Regions from separate parts of the Homo sapiens genome. Here region 1 is linked to region 2. A link is a contact called in ENCODE Hi-C data. All regions are on one chromosome and are shown on one strand. Each heading gives the region's core, a stretch centred on a gene start or an enhancer-like site at or near the end of the contact. The rest is flanking DNA. Distances are from core to core; before and after follow the strand shown.

What was found. A loop is a pair of places that touch in the nucleus more often than their neighbours do. Pooled maps may share reads with other maps.
Region 1: a loop to region 2 is called in a map of GM12878, with 3 times the contacts of the local background. The contact joins two enhancer-like sites. A Hi-C loop is called at or near these places in 1 of 168 maps with a recorded cell type or tissue (GM12878), 8 of 37 single-sample maps with no recorded cell type and 4 of 50 pooled maps.

The regions. Positions count from the first base shown.
Region 1 is chr3:112,871,293-112,875,390 of GRCh38, forward strand. No RefSeq gene overlaps it. Among named protein-coding and RNA genes, the nearest start is that of CD200R1L, 26 kb to the left of the region's middle. RefSeq lists an enhancer at 1-479. Within about 2 kb of position 2,524, at least 2 of the 41 ENCODE cell types and tissues checked have a DNase peak (open chromatin) inside an H3K27ac peak, as active enhancers do.
Region 2 is chr3:112,674,883-112,679,104 of GRCh38, forward strand. No RefSeq gene overlaps it. Among named protein-coding and RNA genes, the nearest start is that of CCDC80, 36 kb to the left of the region's middle. Within about 2 kb of position 2,054, at least 14 of the 41 ENCODE cell types and tissues checked have a DNase peak (open chromatin) inside an H3K27ac peak, as active enhancers do.

The sequences.
Region 1 (4,098 bases), core at 1,274-3,773, 200 kb after region 2:
TCTCAGTGGTGTCTGTGATTTCCTCAGTGGCTTAGGCTATGTTTGTTATGGAGGCTGTGCTTGGCATAAAGACACCAGGTGGGCCAATTCTCAGGCCTCATTGGTGGCAGCAGCTGGCTGAGTGTGCTTGTCCTTGGGCCCCCAGGCAGCCAGTATTACATGGACACCAATGTTAGTGGGTCCAGGCAGGCCAATTCACAGGGCTCCAAGTGGCTTGCTCCAGCATGTAGCAGTGGCAACATGGGATGGGTAGGTAGGCAGGCCCTTCGTCAACATGTGTGACATGGGCAACGATAGTATTCATCATAGGAAAACCCTCTGGCTCCCAGGAAGCTCCTGCTGGTGTTAGTGGTGGTAACAAAGGGCTGGGGAGGCCCATCCCCAGATACCCAGGTGGAACATGCAGGTGAATGTCAATGGTGGTGATGGTGACAGGCTGGGAAGGCTCATCCTCCGGCCCCCAGAACTGCATGGATGCCAGAAGTAGTGGATGATGTGCAGCAGACAACACAGCACAATCCCCAGGCCCCCAGGCAATGCGCTCAAGCACTAGGAGGGACAGCACCAGGCAGAACCTGCCTGTCCTTAGGCCTGCACAGATGCAGGCTGTAGTGGGTGGATCAGAGGAATCCCCATGACCCCTTTGGCATGCTCAAGTGGCAGCAGCAGTGTCAGCATTGGTTGGGGAGAGCCTGTTCTCAGGAGCATGTGAGTGTGCTGAGGCCCTGCTGTTAAGGAGAGTTTCTGTTTAGTGGCAGCTACCCCAGGCAGGCAGCTTTCAGGCTCTGGAGCGTATGCCCTTCCATTCCCTTTGTCCTGGAGGCAGCCTCTCTGGTGAGACCCAAGTAGCTGGGGATACTACTGGGGATCTCTCTGTTGCCTTTTTCTGCACAAGGAGTCTTTCTGGGATCCCTGCCTATCCCAGCCAGGCTGGCTGCTTCATTTCTCTCTTTTTTCATGCCTTATTTCTGTTACTTCCCTCCTAAGTTTCAGTGATCTCTCTTAGATTCTCTACTTGAAGTGTGATTATCTACTTGCTGCTTTGGTTCTTCTTAGTGGAGGAAAAGTGTCAGGTGCCTCTACCTAGCCATTGAAGATCATCTCCTGTCCTTCTTTTTCAATATTGTTTTAACTATTTGAAGTCTCTTGCAATTCCACATGCAGTTGAGGATTTCCCATTTCTGCAGAAAAGGCCATTGGGATTTTAATAAGGATTGCATTGAATATGTAGATCTCTTTGAGGAGTATTACCGTCTTGAGAATATTAAGTCTCTATTCCATGCACAGAGAATGTCTTTCCATTTATTTATACTTTCTTCAATTTCTTTTAGTACCATTTTGTAGTTTTCAGTGTAGAGGTCTTGCTCCTTACTTGAATTTATTCCTAAGTATTTTATTATTTTTGATGCTATTATAAATGTAATTGTTTCCTCAATTTCCTTTTAAGATTGTTCATTGCTGATATATAGAAATACAACTCATTTTTGCATGTTTTTGTATCCTGTAACTTTGCTGAATTTGTTTATTAGCCCTAAGGAGTTTGGGATCTTGTTGTGGTATGTTTAGGATGTACATCATATGTGAATAGAGATCATTTTACTTCTTTCTCTCCAGTTTGGATATTTTTTATTTATTTTTATTTTCCTTGACTAATTATCCTGGGTAAAACTTCCAGTATAATGGTGAATAGAAGTGGTGAAAGTGGGCATTCTTGCCTTGTTGTGCTAATAGAGGGGAGCTTCCAGTCTTCCAAAAATTAGCATGCTCTCAGCTTTGAGTTTTTTAATAAATTCCCTTTCTTGTGTTGAGGAAGTTCCCTTCCGTTCCTAGTTTTTTTGAGAATTTTTATCATGGCAGAATGTAAGATTTTTGTCAAATGCTTTTTCTCCATCAATTGAGATCATGTGACTTTTTTCTTCATTCTATTAATGTGGTTTATTACATAGATTGATTTTCATATGTGGAACCAATTTTGCATTCTTAGGATAAATCCCACTTTTACGTGATGTCTAATCCTTTTAATATGCTACTGGATTTAGTTTGCTGGTATTTTGTTGAGGATTTTTGCATCTATATTCAAAAGGAATATTGGTCTGTAGTTTTCTTTTCTTGTGATTTCTTTGTCTGGGTTTGGCATCAGGATAATGTTGGTCTCATAGAATGAGTTAGGAAGTGTTCCTTTTTCTTCTATTTATTGAAGAAACTTGAGAAGAATCAGTGTTAACCCTTGTTTAAATGTTTAATACACTGTATTCACCAATAAAGTCATCTGGTCCTGGGCCCTTTTTTGTTAGATTTTTTTATTACAGATTCAAACTCTTTACTAGTTATACACCTCTTCAGATTTTCTGTTTCTTCTTGGGTCAGTTTTGGTACTTTGTGTGTTTTAGGAACTTTTCCATTTTATCTAGGTTATCTAGTTTATTAGTGTACAAATGCTCATAGTGTTCTTTTATAATGCTTTTTATTTCTATAAGGTCAGTAATGTCCCCACTTTCATTTCTGATTTTAGTTTAGTAATTCAAGCTCTCTCTTGGGTTTCGTTTCCTCTTCTTTTTTAGTTCCTTAACTTAGGTTATTAATTTGAGACTTTGATCTTTTTAATGTAGGCACTAGCTGCTATAAATGTCCTTCTGAGCACCGCTTTTACTATATCCCATAAGTTTTGGTATGTTTGTTTTCATTTTCATTTATCTCAATGTATTTTCTAATTTCCTTGTGATTTTTTCTTTGACCCATTAGTTATTTAATGTCCATGTATTTGTGAACTTCTCAACTTTCCTTCTGTTGCTGATTTTTAGTTTTATTCCATTATGATTACAGAAGATGTTTCTTACAATTTTAATCTTTTTAAACATATAGGGACTTGTTTAGTCTATTCTGGAGAATGTACCATGTGCACTTAAGAATAATGTGTATTCTGCTGTTTTGGGGTGAAGGGTTCTGCATGCATCTGTTAGGTCTAGTTGGTTTATAATGTTATTCGAGTCTTTTGTATATAGATAGATAGATTATCTGTCTAGTTGTTCCACCTCATTATTGGAAGTGGGACATTAGGCCAGGTGTGCTGGCTCATGCCTGTAATCCCAGCACTTTCAGAGGCCGAGGCGGGCGGATCACCTGAAGTCAGGAGATCGAGTCCATAGTGAAAACCCCAACTCTACCAAAAATACAAAAATCAGCCAGGTATGGTGGCACATGCCTGTAATCCCAGCTACTCGGGCAGCTGAAGCAGGAGAATCACTTAAACTGGGGAGGCGAAGGTTACAGTCAGCCGAGATTGCACCACTGCACTCCAGCCTGGGCGACAGAATGAGATTCCATCTCAAAAAGAAAAAAAAAGAAAAAAAGAAAGTGGGACATTGAAGTCTCTAACTATTACCGTAGAACTGTTGATTTCTACTTTCATTTCTGGCAATTTTTGCTTCATATATTTTGATGCTCTGTAGTTAGTTGTGTATATTATCATTATATCATCTGTTGTATCCTCCAGATTGACTCTTTATCAATATGTAATGCACTTTTGTATTTTATAATAATTTTTACTTAAAGTTTATTTTGTCTGATATTGGTGTAGCCAACCTTGTGCTCTTTTGGTTTCTATTTACATGAATATCACTTCCCATCCTTTTACTTTCAACCTATGTGTCTTTAGATCTAAAGTTAGTCTCTCATAGGCAGTATATTGATGAATCATGTTTGTTTCCCCCTTTCTGCTAATCTTTGCCTTTTAATTGAAAGTTTAATCCATTTCCATATAACACAATAAAGAAGGACTAAACATTTTACCATTTGTTTTCTCTATGTCATTCATCTTTCTGTTCCTCAGTTCCTTATTAGTGCCTTCTTTTTTATTTGATTTTTCTAGTATAACGTTTGGTTTCTGTCTCATTTCTGTTTTGTATATATTTTGGTTATCTTCTTTGTGGTTATATTAGAGATTATAATTCAATCTATAAATTTATAACCACCTAGTTAAAAAGAAACTCTACCCTTCTACGATTTGAGCCTTTGGTGCTTTTCTCTTTAATTGCTATTGTCACAAATTACATCTTTAAATATGTGTGCCTATTTAACACAGATTCATAGTTGTTGTCT
Region 2 (4,222 bases), core at 804-3,303:
CTTCGACAGCTTATGTATTTCTGAGTCCTTTTAGTGAGCCCAGGTCTCCCAGACAAGCCTCACTTCAGGATAAAGTGGGGAGGCAGGTTCTTGCCAGGCATGACACAAAATGTCTTTTTTCTTATTGGTTGAACAGAGCCTTTCTACATTAGTCCCACAGTGCTGTGGAGTCCAGGAAAGGCATGATCAAGAACAGGGCCAATCAGGAGTTATAAACAATGTTCCAGACTGCTTAGAGGAGACCCCTCTATGCGGCCTCAACTCCCCAGGACCAGAGAGGGAATGTGCCTTTCCCATCCTCTCCTTGTCTCTGAATAATAGGTGATATTTATTTAAGGTACTCATACTGAAGCCTCCATTTGTAATTGTTCAGATCCCTCTGGAAATAATTTTTAAAAACATAAAATTGTACAAAGTTCCCTGGTGGAAAAAAAAACATATCAGGTACTTAATTGCTTAAAATAAATCTTTATTGAATAGATGAAAGCAATAACTTCTGGCATGCAGAGTAGAAACAGAAGCAGTATGATTCTCAGGAGAAGTGAAGTGTCAAAGGAGGACCTGGAGATCGCAAGGGAAGAGGGAGTGGTGTTGTTGGGGGAGCCCGGCACGGAGCGTGATTTGCTCCTTGGAAAGTCAGAGGTGATGGGTGTTTCTCATCTGGGCAGAGAAACAAACACAAGGAGTCAGGATCTGCGGCTTCCTGGGTGGAAACAGGGCCAGACAAGACAGTTCAGACGGGACTAGAAAAGGAAGCAGAGGGGAAGCAATTGGCAAAAGGTTTTCCAATAGTCAGAGATGGTAACAAGCTGGTCCCAGATGCTTGGACCCAAATACTTAGAGCAATAAGTTGACTTCATAAGGTAAATTGTAAACTAGACAGTGCTGAGCCATATCTAATTTATACTTTAGGTGTCCTCATGATTTTCTAGAAAAAAATTACTATAAATTTTAATTATTTTGGTTATTTTCCAGTTTTCTTCAATGTTTCTTGTTAAATTTTAATTTGAATCTCTTTTCCTAAAGCCACCTTGTAAATGAGTCTTTATTTTGAGATTTTTTTTTTCTTCCATTTATTTGCTGAATTTAATCAATACTCTTCATTTCTTCCTGGCTGGCTTTTGTTTGTTTATTTTTTGGTCCACTTGGGTTTTTGTTTTTCAATTTTTCATTCACTTCAAATACAGGTAAGTAAGGCTTGAAAGAGATGGGTATTTGTAGAAGCCACAGCCTGGCAGAGAAAGGAGCATCTGCAAAGGCACTGAGGCAGGAGCAAACCTATCTTATTTGAGCAAAATTAAGAAAATCCGCATGGCTGGATTAGAAGAGCAATGGGATTATTTTTATTATGTGTCGGGCACTGTCTTAGGGGCTTTAAAAATATTAACTCATTTTGTTCTCAAAACAACACTACGAACAGGATACGATTTTTAGCCTCATTTCACCAATGAGGAAGTGAGGCACAGACCAGTTAAGTAATTTACTCAAAAACACACAGAAAATAGAGCCACAGAATAGTCTGGTTCCATCTTTTATACTAGGAGAAGGAGGAAAAGAAAGAGGAGGAGATGGAGAGGAAAGTGGAAGGGGAAGGAGAGGAAGAGGACAGGGAAGACTAGGACAGGTGAAAGGTAACAGGGTACCTCAGCAGGTAGGTCTCACAGAGCATTTCTGGGACTCTCACTTTTACTCTGAGTGAGATGGAACATCATGGGAAGATTTTAATCAAGGAAGTGACATAATTTGATTTACATTGGAAAAGGATCCCTCTGGCTGCTGGGTTGAAAACAGACTGTAAAAGAGAAAATGATGGAAGCAGGAAGACCAGCAAGGAAGCTATTAAAGTAACACAGGGTGTCAGATCAGCTGATATTCACAAATTCGGATTTTTCATGCAAAAAAAACCTCATCTTTGTGTTTCTTTAAACATATTGGCAACTAATTCAAGCCTTTGTAAAATACTGTGACTGCTCATTAAAAGACATGTTGACAGACACCACCCCCTCACCCGTAACACACACACACACATGCGCGCCCTCTCCTCTTGCATGACTCCTCTCTCAGGGCTGAGCTGTTTTTCTGAGGGTGCCACAATGAATCAGCTGCTTAGTCATCTCTGGAGTGCGGGAGCTAGCAGAACAGCAAAGAGGCATTACAAACCCAATAGCGGGTTTCACTTCCTTGAGCAGTATTTATTCTGCTCTCTACCTCATGCTGCCCAAACTGTTGGAGAGGCCCTATCCACTCTCCCTGCCTTTTCAGCCCTTATTCTCCCAAATGCAGCCACAGAGGAGGTAAGAGAGACAATCCTGGTTGGTGGCAGACATTATCCTAGTATCATTTTTCCTGCCCCTGGAGACCTGAGATGCTGAGTTATAAATGCCCCCTTCACATTTGAAACTATATTTTGCAAGCCCTAGGAAGGCAGCTGTGCAAAGCTTGCAAGGAGGACAGAAGTGTGCAAACTTTTTTTTATCCCCTCCTTAATAAAATCATACAAATTGATGCAGGTGAACCCGCTAGCCACCAGTGGATATCTGATATCAGTCTGAAAATTTTAGACCTGATTTCTGAGGTGTGCATGAGCTTTGGCCTTTGTTTTAATAACCAAGGGCTGAGATTCTCTTTGAGAAGAAGGTCCCCTCCCATTCTCTATGCATTTTTTATTTGTATAAATTTAAAGGGTACAAGCGAAATTTCGTTACATGCATGTATTGCACAGTGGTGAAGTCATGGCTTTTACTGGATTTGTTATCTGAAAAATGTACTTTGTACCAATTAAGTAATTTCTCATAATCTCCCCACCTTCTGTGCCCCCACCCTTCCAAGTCTCTAGTGTCTATCATTCCACACTCTTTGCCCATGTGTACACATTATATAGCTCCCACTTATAAGTGAAAACATGCAGTATTTGACTTTCTGTTTCTGAGTTGTTTCACTTAAGGCAATGGCCTCCAGTTCCATCCATGTCACCGCAGAACACATTATTTCATTCTTTTTTATGGCTGAATAGTATTCCATTGTGTTTATATACCACATTTTCTTTATCCTATTATCCATTGACAGGACACTTAGGTTGATTCCATATCTTTGCTGTTGGCCACACATTTTTTTAGATGTGGTTACTACAGCAACACACTTGTCAGGTCAGCCTTGGGAAGACAGCAATAACTTCTGTCAGGATACAGAAACAAATTTATCTTCTTAGTAGCTGGCCAGATAATTTCCTAAGGGAGAAAGGGCTTTGATAGCAATGAGGTGGGTAAAAGACATAGCCTTGGTCTTAAGTGAAGAAGGAAAGTAGACGGAAGACTGGGACCAAGCACTGCAGAGGAAATGTGAAGAGTGATGGGAGTCTGGCTGGAGAAGTGGGGGAAGTCGGGGGAGGCTTAGAGAAATAGGTAGCTGCAGGAGGTGGGGGACTGAGCAGAGCATTGGGAGATGTGACTCTTTCCTATGAATCTCCAGATCACCACTAAAATTACCAAAAAATCTTTGCTGCAAAAACTGGTGAAGGGCCTTGGGTATTAAGGTTGGCCTGGGGCAGAAACAGAGTCACCTGCACAAATAAGGGAAAGGGTCAGGTCTAGGCTGAATTACTTGACACAGGCAGTTAAGTATTATACACAGAGTCAGGATGCAGTTGCAGGACAGGTATGGAGCCAGAGCTAAAGTATTTATCACTCCAAACTCAGTTCCGGGTGATTATTTCTGGCCCTCATTCAGCCTTCCTCTCTGGCTCTCTGGAGGTCTCCTTCCTAGTCTAGTATTTCTAATTCAAGACAGCAAGCACAGTTTAACAATTAAATGAGGGTTTTGTCTCACGTGAGGTAGTGAGTGTAGTTGTCAAGAATGATTTAAATCCTGACTTTGCCACTTTTACAAGTGAGTACTTGGTTAAGTCCATCGGTTTTCCAATTATGAAATGGTCTAATAGGGTTATCTATCTCACAGGGATGTTGTGAATGTTAAATAACTAACACATATAAAGTATCTAATATTATGCCTAGTACATGGCAATATTTTAGTAAATATGCCTACGTATTATTACTTAATACTGGGAGAAAAAAGGGAGTTTAGCCACAATACCAAAACTTCCTTTTCTGTTCACTGAGTATATTTTTTAAAATTTCTATTTGTAGTCATAGTTTTATTTTTTAAATGTTGTGTTATTGAGGTATAATTGACATATAATAAACTATACATACTTAAAGTATCAGTT